Regions from separate parts of the Homo sapiens genome. Here region 2 is linked to region 1. Evidence: read pairs that join two places in POLR2A ChIA-PET (ENCODE). Cell type or tissue: HepG2. All regions are shown on one strand.

Region 1 (8,000 bases):
GGATGGGAGGAAGGGAAGAGGAGAAACAGGAAGCCGAGGAAGAGGAGGAGAAAGAAGAGGAAGAGGAGGAGGTGGGGAAGGAAAAAGGAGGATGAGGACGAGAAAGACGAGGGGGAGGAAGGAAGAGGAAGCAGAGGAGGAGAAGAGAAGGAAGAGGAGGACAAGGATGGCGTCACATCAGGAGAGGTCTCTGTGGGGATTTTCCTCAGGCTAAATAACCCTGGGTAGGATGGCGACCCCATGGGAGGGCCCGGCTTCTCTCTAATGAGGCTGAGCCCCTGGCTGCCAGGTCTGAGGTCCTGTCCTGGTGTGTGGAGATCAGGAGACGTGGCTCTCGTCTCAGCTCTGTCCCCGTCTGCTGCATGGGACAGCCATTGTGCCTCTCTGGGCTGCAGAACACGAACCCTCCAGGCCCCTCCAGCTGCGGATTGCGGGCTGGCGGATCTGGCGCTGCTCTGCAGACAGGGTTAGGTGAATCCCATGGTGCCAGTCCTGGATAGCACGTGTCCTCTGGGCCTGTGTGATGGTGCTCATGGCAGGCGTGTCCCCCCACATCAGTCTCACCATCAGGCCATCACTCTCTCTTTCCCCACAGCACAGGAGCACAGGACCCCAGGCCCGGTGGAGGGCACCTCAGCTCTGGGGTCTTTGGATGGCTATGCAGTACCCTGCAGATCACCTCCCAATGCCACAGTTGAGAACCTAGGACTGGGGACGAGGGCAGATGCTCAGGTGCCACAGGTGCCTTTAAAAGATGGAACAATGACGAGGACAACGGCAAATGACCCAAGGCCCCCACTCTCCTGGGACTCACTGCATCTGAGCCCTGAACTACAGAAAACTCCCTCATCCACTCAGATCCCAAGAGCCGCTTTGGTGGCCATCCCCGCCTGGGCTATGAAGTGGACTTGGCCCATCCAGGACTCTTCCCCGGGCACTGCATGCTCCCTTGCAGGGTGGCGAGTGCCATCTGAGGCGGAATTCTGTGCCATGGGTCCCCCAGGCCAGGCCCCTCCGAGGGCCACATCACCCCTGCTCAGAGACAGGAGCTCTCTCCTTCCCCATGGAAGAGGTGCCTGGTCTGGGCGGCCTTTCACAAACCGCATGCAGCAGAAACCCTTTTGGGTGTGTTTCTGTGACGGGGCCAGGGTTGTGGGGGTTCTGTGATCTTCGTGACTCTGCTAAATCGCAGGCGGAGAGAGAAGGGAGAAGCGCACGGGGCTGTCCAAGGGCAACCCAGGGAAACACGCTGAAAGGACACCGGGACAAGAGAAAGAGCTTCCTGAGAAACGCATTCTACAACGATGGACAAGACACACTCGGTGTTTAAATACGCTGAAGACAAAGGGCACCCACATTTGTCTGTCCTGGCTCAGATGCAGGCAGGGCCCAAGGAGGCAGAGGATGGAAAATGGCTTCTAGGGGCCAGTTCCAAACCTACCACTGTATATGCATTTTTTAATGATACTGACTGACTGCGGTAGCTCATGCCTGTAATCCTAGCACTTTGAGAGGCCAAGACAGGAGGACGGTTTGAGCCCAGGAGTTCAAGACCAGCCTGGGCAACATAGTGAGACCCCATCTCTACAACAAAATAAAAAATGTAGCCAGGTGAGGTGGCTCATGACTGTAATCTCAGCTCTTTGGGAGGCTGGGGTGGGTGGATCACCTGAGGTCAGGAGTTTGAGACCAACCTGGCCAACATGGTGAAACCCCATCTCTACTAAAAATACAAAAATTAGCCAGGCATTACACAGGTGGTACACGCCTGTAATTCCAGCTACTCGGGAGGCTGAGGCATGAGAACTGCTTGAACCCGGGGGGTGGAGGTTGCAGTGAGCTGAGATTGCACCACAGCACTTGATTCTGGGTGACTGAGTGAGACCCTGTCTCAAAAGAAAAAAAAAAAGATTTACCAAGTGCAAGAAAAATGCATAACTGACTTCCTCTTACTCCAAAATAAAAAATAATAGGCATGGTGGTGTGTGCCTATAGTCCCAGCTACTTGAGAGGCTGAGGCAGGAGGTCACAGCGAGGTGAGCCGTGATTGTGCCACTGCACTCCACATAGCCCAGTGACTGGCTATGAAGCCCAGTCACCCTTCATAGCCTGGGTGACTGAGTGAGACCCTGTCTCAAAAAATAAATAAATGATACCACATTATGGTACACATTAGCTACTTGTTAATTAATGAAGCTGCTGGAGTGACCAATGTCAAATCTTTCCAAGTTTCCTGGCATCCTTAGGTGAAGTCTAAATAGTGAGATCCAGAGAATACTGCAGGTCCCATCTAGAAACAACTTCTCAAGCTTCAGAAAGAAATCCATTATCAAGTTCTCAGCCCCTGAAAACTGTTCCTGACCATCACCCTACCAGCCCTGCTGGTTGCCTGAGCTATGGGGCTGGGGGAGGTGATGCTTCTCAGGTGTGCAGACAACAAAGAACGTGCTTTTAGTGAAAGACTGGCAAGGGGCCAGCGTGAACCTGATGAGGGGTCTGACCACGTGTGCCATGTGGTGGCCACCGAGGAGGGGAGCTTTCCCACCAATCTGCTGCCAGGTCCTCCCCTCCATCACAGGGGCTCCTGGAAGTGGGGGTGACCGCTGATTCAGTGGGAGCATGGCTGCTTGGGCTGTGGGGACAGGGGTCACCCTGAAGGACACATGGCCACCTCTTGCCAAGTTCACCTGTGACCTCTAGTCTCCTCCCACCAGCCCTGCTCAAAGCCCAGTGGACCCCGCAAACACCAAGATGCCACCCCTTTGAGGCTCTTGGGCCCCCTAGGCACACTGTGCAGGGCTCCCTCTGGCCAGCATTTCCTCTACTCCCCTCATACCCCAGGTCAGACCTAATTCATCCCAGCCTGGTCTAGCAAGGCCTGCCACATGTGGTATCCATTTTGCAGGAGAAAAGCCATCCCTTGTTACAGGGAGTGCCAGTGTGTATGACACTGTGGGGACTGCTTGGAGGAGGCAGAGCAAGGCCAGGACCACCCCCCACTCCATCTCCAGCCACTTCTGGGTCAACAGGGAACAACCTCCGATGGTTCTGTGAGGTGCAAGGACGCTGGTCATTTTGCCATGGACTAGGGAACAATGGAATGCAGGCTGGGCCAGGCTCTCTGGGCTCCCTGAACTTTGCACCTCACAAGGTCATCTTTTCACCTGGGAAGGCAGCACTCTTTTTCTCCCAACAGTCTTTTCTGTGTGTCAGACTGGGCCTCTTGGGCCTCCTGGGTCCCCCTGCCATTCCCATTGCGAAGGGGTCTCTAATTAGGAGATGAGAAGCCGGGAGCCGGTTGTGTAAAGCGGCTCCTGCTGCACACACTCCTCTGCGTCCCTTGCATGGCGACAAAAACACTTCAGCCCTGGCCCCTGGGCGGGGAACGGCTGTGGAAAGCTCCAGAAGATTCACACAAGGAGCTGGACAGACAACTCAAGCCAGCAAGAAGAGAAGCTTCTGCTGAGAGGGAAGCAGGAAGCTCTGTGGAAGAATTCCTCCTGCCTGTTCAATGTCCTGTCTCCCTCCCCTCAGCTGGGGGCCCAATCGATACGGCTACGGACTTATGAAAGATCAAAACCCATCTGCATTCTGGGTAGGTGGATCGGGGCCTCTTCTAGCAAACAGACTTAGGTTGGTGCACATTTGCCACAGCAATTTATTTTTATCCTGAACAAATGAACGCAATCCATTAAAAGGGTGAGAGGAAGAGTGGGGCCGCCTAGAAGCTCTAGCTTGTGAGCTGGGGCCAGAGGCAAACAGGGATCTGGTCTGGCCACTTCACTCTAATTCGCCATCCATTAGCACCAGCACAATGGGCTTCTGGGGGCCCGGCCAATGCCTCCAGGCAGGTGAGGGGGCACCGCACAAAGACTCACAGAGTGAGGAGGGGGTCCCGATGCCAAATGGACTCGAGATTCGGCAGCTGCAGGGGATGACAGAGCCTGATGTGGGAGCTGGGCTTGGGAGGGGCGCCAGTGGTGCAGACGGCCGGTGGCCTTGGACACCTTGGTGATTTGGCCCCAGCCAAGGGCCCTGTCCACAGGGCAGAATGCACGAGGCCAGCAAAGTGGAATTTCCCAATTACGGCATGAAAGAGAGTTTCTTCTCAGGCCCTTCCCCCAGGCCCCACAATTAAAAACAAGTCCAGTTTCTAGCGGCTGCCCGGCCCCCCACCCCCTCAGTGACCAATCAGCTCCCCACTCCACCTATTCCCCCTCTTCCCAACACAAGGGCTCTTATGCAAACCCAGGACACTGGGGAGGGGCAGTAGCAGAGGCACATATTAGGGACTGAGCATTTGCTCAGCTGGACAGGCTGCCACGCCTGTCTGTAGCAGAGGTGAGAGGAGGCCCAGAATGAACCGGAAGCCTTGCTGCTGGGCTTCTCTGGGTCAGGATCTCGTGAAAGAAGTCCCATGACTGCTTCCTCCTTTCCCTTGTGGGCCCCATCCTCTCCAAATGCCCGCCTCATCTTAGGAGTGCCCTGTTCTCCTGGGAGGTGGCTCGGACCTCATCTACCATTAACTGGGCCGGTTCGGATCAGGCCCTGGCATTCACCGCATACAGTGGCTCATTACAGATGCAAGCATTCTCCACCAGTCCTCTCTGCAAGGCGGCAGGGAGGAAGAGGAGGGGAAAAATGCACAGTCGCTGAAGCCAAAGCGCGGCTGGCCGGAGGGCCGTGTTGGCAGGCAGAGCGACTGTCTTCAGACTTGCTCGCTTCCCAGCACAGAAGCAGGCCTTGTAAAGATCACAGCTGTCGGGTCACGCTGGAGTTCATATCACAGTTTATCAAAGAGGCTGGGTTTTCTCCCTCCTCTCCTTTCTACTGAGGATAAGTGGATGGTTCACGGGGAGACAAGGCCTGGGCTTGTTCTGCCTGCATTAGCATGGAGGGTGGGAAGAGGCCGGGGGAAGGCAACGCACACCAACACCTACTCCGGGCAGAGTTGTTTTAGCGGAGCCGGGCCGGGCCGCTGGTGGGTGCCCTGGGCACTGGGGCAACAGGGCCGGTGCACTGGAGCCAGCTCTCGGCACGGAAGGTGCCATGATTTCATCCCCTCAGGGGTGTGGTTCCCCCTCCACAGACCACCCTGGGAAGCACAAGCCCTGTGGGGAGGCTGAACAACAGCCCCGCTTTATCAGACACAGCCAGCACTGGGGCTGAGACATGCGCCATTTATATAACCCCACCACACTATGACACGGCAGGCACTATCATCGCTGCGTCACAGACAAAGCAGAAAGGCCTTGGAAACAGGTCACACAGTTAAAAATGGGAGGAATTGGGGTTTGAGCCCCAAATGAGTGCCTCGGGAGGCTCATCTGCCTTAGTCCTGCAAAGTCCCGTGGAGGGAGTGGGGGTACAGCACCCCACCGCACATGTCGCCATCTTCGCTCTATCTGTGAGCTTGGCCTCAACTCCCTGCTGCTAAGGAAAGGGCCTGGAGCCAGAGTAGCTGGCTAAAAAATGAAGGTTTTAAAGCCACTGGCTTCACCTTGACATGCATCTCAACCGTTATGTCCACCAGAAAAGGAGGCTGTGTGGACACCGACAGGAAGTCCAACCCACTCAAGCCTGGCTGGAGCTTGGGTACCCCGTTCTCACCCCCACTGACTCCGACATGGAGGTGCGGCCTGGGAAAGCTGCCTGGGGAAGAGGAAACGCTCCCAGGGTCTTTAGGGAAATCATGCATCTTCCTCAATGCCAAGAACCCCCACCAGATGTGTGTCTTCAAGAACTCCCGATGCCTCTGTCTTTCTATAGCAGCCGCTCCAGGTCCCAGAGCTAAACACACTCCTGCCAAAAGAACAGCTTTTCACTTGCTGGCCAGAAGAATCTCTTTCCTTTCTTTCTCAGTGTGCAATCTTGGAGGCTGAGAAGAACAATTTAGAGTTTGCCTAACAGCTAAAGAGGGGGTTAAGAAATCATTGTGCTCCTCATCAGGCCTGTGGCTTCATGCCAGCATCTGCGGAACCATCGCGATGCCTCTCTTTATTTATTTATTTATTTTTATTTATTTTTTTGAGACGAAGTCTTGCTCTGTCGCGCAGGCTGGAGTGCAGTGGTGTGATCTTGGCTCACTGCAACCTCCGCCTCCTGGGTTCAAGCGATCCTCCTGCCTCAGTCTACCGAGTAGCTGGGATTATAGGCATGTGCCACCATGCCTGGCTAATTTTTATATTTTTAGTAGAAACGGGGTTTCGCTATGTTGGCCAGGCTGGTCTTGAACTCCTGACCTCGTGATCCGCACACCTCGGCCTCCCAAAGTGCTGGGATTACAGGCATGAGCCACTGCACCCAGCCAACGATGCCCCTCTTTAAAGTCATCGCAGGAGAAAAGGAAGTGCAATGGAGAAGCAGGAGGGCAGGTGGATACCCCCCTCCACCTCAACAAAGCTCTTTGGAACGGCCTCAGCCCCCCACAGGAGCATGGGGAGGATGGAGGAAGCCACATGTTTGCAGGGCCTTTTCCATGTCAGATGCTGTGTGTGCCCCCAGACTGGGTGGCTGGGCCTGCAACCCTGGAGCTGGTTGACAATGGCTTGGTGTGCTGGCAGAGTGGGCAGCAGGTTCCCGAACCAGCTGGGCCAGGTGGCTGTCCGCCAGGATGCACATTGACAGGTGTGGGTGCTGCTTTTGGGGGACAGCAGTCTGGAGAAACCGGGTGAAGGACTAGGAGAGACCCAGTCCTCTGTGAAAGGCCCAGCCACAAGGTTCCTTCTGTCCCAGCCCACTGGGCTTCTAGTGGGGATGCCAATGGCTAAGAGACCTTCTGTGGCTGTGCGGGTGGGAGTGAGGCCTGGAGGCCAGCCTCAATTTCCACTGAGAACCCAGTGTGGCCCATGGCAGGTTTGAGCCCCAGAAGAGCAAGCGATCGCCATACTGAGCCCCTGGAGGGTGGGAAGGGAGGACCCACTGGCCCAGCTCCTGAGCACGCTGAGGAGCTGGGCCTCAGGTGGTCCTGGCACGCAGGATGTTCAGGGCCTCTCACGGCACCAGGCTCTGCACTCCCACACAGAAGGGACAAAGTGGCGGCTGCTGAATTAGCAGAGTGCAGGAGTTTGCAGCCCAGCTCCTGCCCAGCCCAGTGGGCACGTTACTTCCTCTTATTTTCCCTTCTGCAAAATGACGATTCCCGTGAGCCCAGGAAGCCCAGGAGATGCACTGCAAAGCAAGCAAAGCCTCCCTGGCCTGGAGTCTGCACCTGGGAACATGGCAGTGGGCTGGCCTCCAGCTTCACAGAGCCTCAGGCCCTGAGCGGGTGGGGAGGGCATGCAAGCATGCCCATGGGGCCTGCACTTCTGCTCCATGCAGCCTGGAGATGCTGGTTACTACCCCAAACTCCTTCTCGCCATGCGTCTTGGTCATGTGGGGCTGAGACAGGGTGGAAAACCCACCTCAGCCCAGTTCTCCAGAGGGGACTCTAGCTATAGATTCCTCCTCCAAAGGCCTCTCCTTCCACTGACTCCCTGAAAGTCGTCCAGGCAAGGAGAGCTCATCATGAGTACTGATGCCTCTGCAATTTGGAAAACCACATGATGTTAACTGTCACTCTTGTGGGAACATTCCGCTGCTTTCCTGGTGGGGGGGCCTCTTGCACCATAGCTAACCTCTACCTCAATTCCCTACCTGAAACTGGCCAACGTGATGGGAAGAAACACCATGGAAATCTTCCTCTTTTGGCCAATGAAGGTTAAGAATCCATTTCTGTCTCTCTGACACGGTGGTTCTCAACTGGGGTGATTCTCCTCCCTAGGGGACCTCTGGCAATGTTTAGAGACATTTCAGACGGTCCCAACTGGGTGAATGCAAGTGCTACTGGCATTCAGGGGGCAGAGGCCTGGGATGCTGCTGACATCCTACAGGGCGCAGGACAGCTGCCATCCCGAAGAGCTATCCGGCTCCAATGCCAACGGCGCTGAGTTCGAGAAGCCCTGCTCTAGAAGAGCCCAGAGAAGCAAGAGGGTGGTGACAGCCTCCCCACTATCACAGGG
Region 2 (8,000 bases), 67 kb before region 1:
TCACAGTGACCCCCAGTGGCAAAGGATGGTAATGTTTCAGCGGCTCGTTTGTTGCAGGAAGAGAGGCAGCCAAGTATGAGATCTGCTTAACGTCCTAGAATGACCAGACTGGAAGGCGCTACAGACCCGCTGGCATAGTTAGCTGGGAGGGACACTAAGATCAGATAGAGCAGGAAGGAAAGTGGTGTGGGGCGTGGGTGACTGAAGAGTCATTTTATCAAGTTGAAACCAGAATCCAGGATGATTCGATCTCCTGAATGCCGGGCTGGAAAACCCAGCAACGAGCTTTGAAAACATATCACCCGGACACCAGGGGCAGAGGCTGTTCTGGGCGGGAGGTTGTGCCTGCCCCACGGAGCGACAGAAGCGGGGAGACCAGACGTCGACCCTGAGGCGTGCCTCCTGGGGGGCTCCAGTGGCCGGCATGGGGTGGGTGTGGACTCTCTGCACTGCTAGTGCCTGCCTGACCTTGCTGTTCTGGAGCCAGACCCCAGGGAAAGCATTCCAGATCCCGTGCCCCCCACCACACCTTTCCCATTGGTGCTTGTCTCCTATGCAAATGGATGATGGTTGTGCTCGGCTTTGCGTGTTGTGGACGGCGTGGATGAGATGGAGGGTGCTCATGTGCTCTTGTCGGGTGTGGTCCACAGATCTTGGGATCTTCCTTGGCGTGGCCTTGGGGAATGAGCCTTTGGAGATGTGGCCCTTGACGCAGAATGAGGAGTGCACTGTCACGGGTTTTCTGCGGGACAAGCTGCAGTACAGGAGCCGACTTCAGTACATGGTAACCACGTGGGCACCAGCTGTGTCCCTGTCCCCGCGTCCCGGGGTTCACCTGGCATAGGCCTCTGGACATTCAGAGCCCTTCTTAGGACCTGTGTCAGCCCTGAGCCGACCATGGCCTGTTTCTCTGCCTTTCTCCGAAACCTACCCATGCACCTGGTCTGCACTTACTGACCCTCCTCCTGCCATCTCCTGGGGCCTCCACCCCTCCTCCTCGATCTCACTTTAATCCCACCTCCATGATGGCAGTCACCATATGACTCAGGAATGGACACCTGGAGCTCTTTGACAAACCCCAGGCACTTATTAGCCAGGGAGCTAAAGACCTAGAAATCGGAATATTTGGTTCTTTTTGCAGAGTGGAGATGTCTGTGTGGCTCTATGTATCTTTTTTTTTTTTTGAGACGGAGTCTTGGTCTGTCACCAGGCTGGAGTGCAGTGGCTCAATCTTGGCTCACTGCAACCTCCACCTCCCCGGTTCCAGTGATTCTCCTGCCTCAGCCTCCCGAGTAGCTGGGACTACAGGTGCGCGCCACCATGCCCAGCTAATTTTTGCAATTTTAGTAGAGACGGGGTTTCACCATGTTAGTCAGGATGGTCTCCATCTCTTGACCTCGTGATCCGCCTGCCTCAGCCTCCCAAAGTGCTGGGATTACAGGCGTGAGCCACTGCGCCCGGCCCTTTTTTTTTCTTTTTAATTTTTTAACTTTTCCTAAAAATCCTTTTCTTTTCTTTTGAGACAGGGTCTTGCTCTGTTGCCCAGGCTGGAGTGCAGTGGATAATTTCAGCTCACTGCAACCTCCACCTCCAAGGCTCAAATGATCCTCCCACCTCAGCCTCCCAAGTAGCTGGGACTACAGGCATGCACCACCATGCCCAGCTAATTAAAACTTTTTTTTTGAGTAGAGACAGGGGTTCACCATGTTGCCCAGGGTGGTCTTGAACTCCTGGGCTCAAGCAATATGCCCACCTTGGCCTCCCAAAGTGCTGGGATTATAGGTGTGAGCCACCATGCCTGACCAATGTATCTTTTTAAATTAATTAATTTAATTTTTAGAGACAGGGTGTCACTCTGTTGTCCAGGCTGAAGTGTAGTGGCGGGATCATAGCTCAGTGTAAACTTAAACTCCTGTGCTCAAGTGACTGTCTCTCCTCAGCCTCCCAAGGTGCTGGGATTACAGGCGTGAGCCACTGCACCTGGCTTGTGTCTTTTTTATTTTAACAGCTTTACTGAGATATAATTTACATATTTATATATAAAAGACATAATTTACTCATTTAAAGTGCACAACTCAAAGAGTTTTTAGTTCACAGAGTTGTGCAACCATCACCATCATAGGTTTTAGAACATTCTCACCCACAAAATAACATGTTTTTCTTGAAGTAACGTGTCCTCACTCTTGAGCCTGAAATTTCTGCCTTAACAGGAACTGTGTATTTTGTTTCACCCACCCTGAGTCCCAGAGGAAAGTGAAGTGTTTTTATCCCAGCTGGGAGCCAGGCACACCTCTCTGCACAGGACCACCTCTGCCGTCAAAGGTCTGGGCCCTGAGTTCTCTCCTCCTACATCAAAATTCATCTGGAGGCCGGGCATGGTGGCTCATACCTATAACCCCAGCACTTTGAGGGGCTTGAGCCCGGGATTCAAGACCAGCCTGGGCAACAAGAAGAAACCCCATCTCTACAAAAAATAAAAAAATCATCTGGGCGTGGTGGCACACACCTGTAGTCCCACCTACTTGGGAGGCTGAGGTGGAAGGATTGCTTGAGCCTGGGAGGTCAAGGCTTCCGTGAGCCATGATGCTGCCCCTGCACTCCATACTGGGTGACAGAGTGAGACTAACTGTTAAAAAAAACATCATTTGGGAGGTTGGGGAGCCTGCTGGTCATTTCTACTTCTGGCCTCATAGTTTGTTCTTGTGCCTCTCCAGAAACACTACTTCCCCATCAACTACAAGATCAGTGTGCCTTACGAGGGGGTGTTCAGAATCGCCAACGTCACCAGGCTGGTGAGAATCCCTTCCTGGGCTGGGGGGACCCTGCCTCCTGCGACATCCGGTGGGCCCCAGCCTCAGAGGCGCGCTGGGACTGGCAGGTGGTGCTGCTGGCCTGGGGCCTCTCCTCAGCCCCGAGAGCAGGCTGGCCCTTGGCCCAGGCACATGTTTGTCCACTGTCCACAGCGGACGGCCCGCGTCTGCTCCCTATGCAGGGGCAAGTCCCTGGTGAGGGAGTGGTCAGAGCCCAGAGGCCCATGTCTCCCGAGTTGCAGTGACTTCCCTGTTTCCGCAGCAGAGGGCCCAGGTGAGCGAGCGGGAGCTGCGGTATCTGTGGGTCTTGGTGAGCCTCAGTGCCACTGAGTCGGTGCAGGACGTGCTGCTCGAGGGCCACCCATCCTGGAAGTACCTGCAGGAGGTGGAGACGCTGCTGCTGAATGTCCAGCAGGGCCTCACGGTGAGTTGTGTGGAGGAGTGGCAGGTGGGGTGTGTGTGTGTGCACACGTGTGTACATGTGTGTGAGGTGTGGCCAAAGGCTAGTGAGGGAAAGGGTGAATACACGGAAAGATGGGCACAAGCAGAGGGACGTGGGAGAAGTGGGGGAGGGGTGCAGGAAAAGAGGCCTGTGGAAGGAAGAGGCAGCCGTGGTGGTCATGAGAGCCGGGCTCGGGGTGCAGGCGATGCCTCTGAGACTCTGTTCTAGGCTCTGCCTCTCTCCCTCTGGATCCTGGGCAAGTCATCGTACCCTCTTTGTTTCTGCAACACGAGGGTCCTGGAGGTGGGGTAGGGGGAGAGGGGAAGAATGGATGGAGCACAGGGAATGTTTAGGGCAGTAAAACATGCTGCAGGCCGGGCGCGGCGGCTCATGCCTGTAATCCCAGCACTTTGGGAGGCCGAGGTCAGGAGTTTGAGACCAGCCTGGCCAAATGGTGAAACCCCGTCTCTACTAAAAATACAAAAATAAGCCAGTCCTGGTGGTGGGCACCTGTTATCCCAGCTACTCAGGAGGCTGAGGCAGGAGAATCGCTTGAACCTGGGAGGCAGAGGTTGCAGTGAGCTGAGATTGCACCATTGCACTCCAGCTTGGGCAACAAGAACGAAAAACTCCATCTCAAAACAAAAAACAAAAAACTATGCTGTATAATGCATTCATGTTGTATACATGACATCATGCATTTGTCACAACCCACAGAACTGTACAACAGAGAGTGTGAGCCCTAATGTAAATTATGGACTTTAGTTAATTAAAAAAAGAGGTCCCCCATCCCTGACCCGCTCAGAGAAATTGATCTGAGGCCTCAGGGATATTATCCTCTAAAATGCCTGAGTTGTAGTAAAAAAGGAAGGTGGCGAGATGACCCATGCAGGCCGTGTGTGCGGTGGGACCTCTCCCCGTCTCCACCAGACCTCCTCAGGACTCTGGTGCACACCTGTCCCTGGGATCCACCTGCTGCCCTGCCCAGCCAGCTGCTGACAAGGCCCAGCTTGTCGGGAGAACATCCCAGGCCAACTGTGAGCTTCCGACGGTGAAAGGGCTTAGGGACTAGCACCTGTTTTGCAGCTGCCTGGAGCTTTCCTGGAACCAGACTGGTGGGGAGGCTGTCAATTCCTACAAAGTCAGGAGACTCCTTGATCTGCTTGGTGGCTCTTTTTCCTGTTTATTTCATTTTATTTCTTTTTTATTGTTTTAGAGATGGGGGTCTCGCTATGTTGCCCAGGCTGGTCTTGAACCCCTGGCCTCAAGTGATCTTTCTGCCTCAGCCTCCCAAAGTCCTGGGATTACAGGACTGGGATTACATCCTGCCTGGCCTCTGTGGTGGCTTTTTTTGTTTTTTTGAGGCGGAGTCTCACTGTGTCGCCCAGGTGCATTGCAGTGGGGCAATCTTGGCTCACTGCAACCTCCGTCTCCCAGGTTCAAGCAATTCTCCTGCCTCAGCCTCCCAAGTAGCTGGGATTATAGATGCCTGCCACCACACCTGTATTTTTAGTAGAGACGGGGTTCTGCCATGTTGGTTAGGCTGGTCTTGAACTCCTGGCCTCAAGTGATATGCCTCCCTCAGCCTCCCAAAGTGCTGGGATTACAGGTTGAACCACCATTCCTGGCCGTCTCAGTCTTTTCATGGCCTTCTGCCCTGTTTCCATGTCTGTCACCTTTCTCTTACAAGGACATCAGGCATTGGATTTAGGGCCTACCTGAAATCCAGGATGATGTCCTTCTAAGATCCTGAACTTAATTACCTCTGCAAAGAACCTATTTCCAAATAGGGTCACATTCACGGGTACCAAGGGGTAGGACCAAGACAGCTTTTTGGGGGAGGAGAGGGACAATTTGGCCCAGGACATGTTGCCTTGTTGTCACCCCCTTCCAGAAGATCACCCCCCACGTTTCCCATGATGCTTTCTACAGTGGCCCTGACCTCCTGTTCAGGGACTTGATTCCCTTGGTGCCACGGTGCACCCCACATGACCCTGTTGTTGCATATCGTGGAGAGAAAGCACCCCAGCTTGAAGCTGGACACCCTGCCCTGTGTATGTGACTTAAGCCTCAGTGTCTCTGTGAGGACCTTCTCTTGTTCCTTGGAGTTGATGGAGATGTCTGCTTCTTGAGGGACAGTTTTCCCCAGGTCAGGGGGTCCTCACGCAGTGGTGGGTGGCCGTGCCTGGGTGCAGTTTGCCCCACTTTCCTCACTGTCCTGGTCTACGCCCTTTACTCATTTTTCAAGGATGGAAAAGCGAAGCCTCTGAGTTGTACATGGGTGAGTGGTGGCATCTGGGACCCTCCCCATGCCCACAGGAAGAAGATGGTGAGAAATAGCTATCCAGGCTCATGGTCACAGGAAGTCTGGTCCTTCTTCCGGGGTTTGGGCAGCTCCAGGTGACTGGACAGCCCTCACGGCTCTCCTGGGGTGCGGCCCCATCTCGCCACCGCTCCTGACTGTTTCCTCCTTTCCAGGATGTGGAGGTCAGCCCCAAGGTGGAATCCGTGTTGTCCCTCTTGAATGCCCCAGGGCCAAACCTGAAGCTGGTGCGGCCCAAAGCCCTGCTGGACAACTGCTTCCGGGTCATGGAGCTGCTGTACTGCTCCTGCTGTAAGGAGCTCTCAGGGGATGGCGCCTGGGGGTGGGAGGCCAGGCATCTGGGCCCACCCAGGCCAGCTGGCAGAGCTGGCGTCCTCCCGGGCATATCCTCTGCTCCCCGGGGCTACAAGCCATTTCTGGAAGCCAGGATGGGCCCTGGGTAGAGTGGGGGACAAGCACATGCGGCTTGGCTTAGTGGGGAGGGTGGTCTTGAACACTGCTGCAGTCTTTTTTTTTTTCCCCTATCTCTTGCAGGTAAACAAAGCTCCGTCCTAAACTGGCAGGACTGTGAGGTGCCAAGTCCTCAGTCTTGCAGCCCAGAGCCCTCATTGCAGTATGCGGCCACCCAGCTGTACCCTCCGCCCCCGTGGTCCCCCAGCTCCCCGCCTCACTCCACGGGCTCGGTGAGGCCGGTCAGGGCACAGGGCGAGGGCCTCTTGCCCTGAGCACCCTGGATGGTGACTGCGGATAGGGGCAGCCAGACCAGCTCCCACAGGAGTTCAACTGGGTCTGAGACTTCAAGGGGTGGTGGTGGGAGCCCCCCTTGGGAGAGGACCCCTGGGAAGGGTGTTTTTCCTTTGAGGGGGATTCTGTGCCACAGCAGGGCTCAGCTTCCTGCCTTCCATAGCTGTCATGGCCTCACCTGGAGCGGAGGGGACCTGGGGACCTGAAGGTGGATGGGGACACAGCTCCTGGCTTCTCCTGGTGCTGCCCTCACTGTCCCCCCGCCTAAAGGGGGTACTGAGCCTCCTGTGGCCCGCAGCAGTGAGGGCACAGCTGTGGGTTGCAGGGGAGACAGCCAGCACGGCGTGGCCATTCTATGACCCCCCAGCCTGGCAGACTGGGGAGCTGGGGGCAGAGGGCGGTGCCAAGTGCCACATCTTGCCATAGTGGATGCTCTTCCAGTTTCTTTTTTCTATTAAACACCCCACTTCCTTTGGTTTGCTTTGCTTTGCATCTTCAGGGGTGAACCTGGCGGGGATGGGAGGTGGCCAAGTGCAGGAAGTGGAGGGGGGCAGGGCTGAGGATGCGGATTTGGAGTGGATGGAGCCTGCCCAAGGGATGTGGAATGAGAGGGATGCCAGGGATGGAGTTCCGGCCCAGCCCAGCCCAGCCCAGCCCAGCCCAGCCCAGCCCAGCCCAGCCCAGGGGCCTCTGCAAGCCTGGGTTGGGGGAGGCGGTGTTGGGCTGATACCTTGGCTTTGACCCTTGCCATCCTCCCTCCCTCCCTCCCTCTCTCCCTCCCTCCCTCTCTCCCTCCCTCCCTCCATCTGGCTGCCCCCAGGCAGCCCCTAGCAGGGACACATATGGGACATTTCAGAGACCCAGGTCTGGCCCTGGCACCTACATTGAGATCTGAGATCCTCTGGGAACCCCCAGCCTGTCCCCCTGCAGCTGGGATCTGGGGTGGGAAAGGTGAGGTGTGGGGATGGGGTAGGAAGCAGCCAGGCAGAGGCAGGGGTGTTAATTACAGTACACCTTTATTAATACTGGAATCTTCACAGTGCATCTGTTACTTGTAGCAGTGACTATATTTAAATCGGGGAGGATGGTGTGGAGGGGGCGGGGAGGAGAGGAGAATTTTTCCAAAATCTGACGGAAAGAAAAGAAACAAATGGTTCAGATGGGACGGAGGGTGGGGGAGGGGGGGAGGGTGAGTAGGAACCAGGAGGGCTGCCTGGGGTGGGGGAATAAATTAAAAAAAGGAACGAGTTAACAACAGCACCAGGAAAGTTACTTCAGTCAAAAGACGCTTTTGAAAAGAATATTTCTCCGTACAAAATGAGAAATTAAACGAACGTAAAGTCCCCCAAACCAAAGTTTGTGATGTGGGATGGTTGGCTCGGATCCCGAGGTGGGTGGGCCTATGAGGTGGTTGCTAAGTCGACGCAAGGGCGGCGGGGGTGGTCTCAGGGATGGACAAGGGGATGGAGTAGAGTATGTACAGCCCCCGGGGCTCACAGGGGAGGGGGACGGCGGAGTCGGTGGGGGCTGTGCCACACGAGCCCCCCTCTCTGGGTAGCCCCTGCCTCCTTTCCCATCAGGACCTCTGACGCCCAGGTCTGCCCACCCACTGCCCCTCACTCTATTCCCACCACATCCTGAATCCTGCTCCACCGCCCTGCCTCGGAAGACCCCTGCAGCC

What was found. Peaks named below come from ENCODE experiments on the same cell type or tissue, not always from the same donor. Only the 100,000 strongest peaks of a DNase experiment are listed, where the experiment ranks them.
Region 2: POLR2A ChIA-PET joins it to region 1 with 14 read pairs; 7 of 35 experiments call an interaction of 5 or more read pairs at or near these places.

Annotation. Positions count from the first base shown.
Region 1 is chr16:70,721,329-70,729,328 of GRCh38, forward strand. All of the region lies in intron 14 of VAC14 (VAC14 component of PIKFYVE complex), which reads right to left. Among named protein-coding and RNA genes, the nearest start is that of VAC14-AS1, 30 kb to the right of the region's middle. RefSeq lists an enhancer at 5,038-5,332. In HepG2, no CTCF peak of the experiment used is centred here; DNase peaks (open chromatin) are centred at 3,133, 3,553 and 4,203; H3K4me3 peaks cover 1,785 bases.
Region 2 is chr16:70,653,888-70,661,887 of GRCh38, forward strand. IL34 (interleukin 34) reads left to right here. Exons shown (of 6, transcript NM_001393494.1): 2 at 651-784; 3 at 2,715-2,792; 4 at 3,073-3,234; 5 at 5,731-5,866; 6 at 6,110-6,795. The coding sequence ends at 6,300. MTSS2 (MTSS I-BAR domain containing 2) reads right to left here. Exons shown (of 15, transcript NM_138383.3): 15 at 7,317-8,000. Among named protein-coding and RNA genes, the nearest start is that of IL34, 11 kb to the left of the region's middle. In HepG2, CTCF peaks have their summits at 12 (motif pointing left) and 3,083; DNase peaks (open chromatin) are centred at 24 and 3,054; H3K4me3 peaks cover 1,346 bases; H3K27me3 peaks cover 239 bases.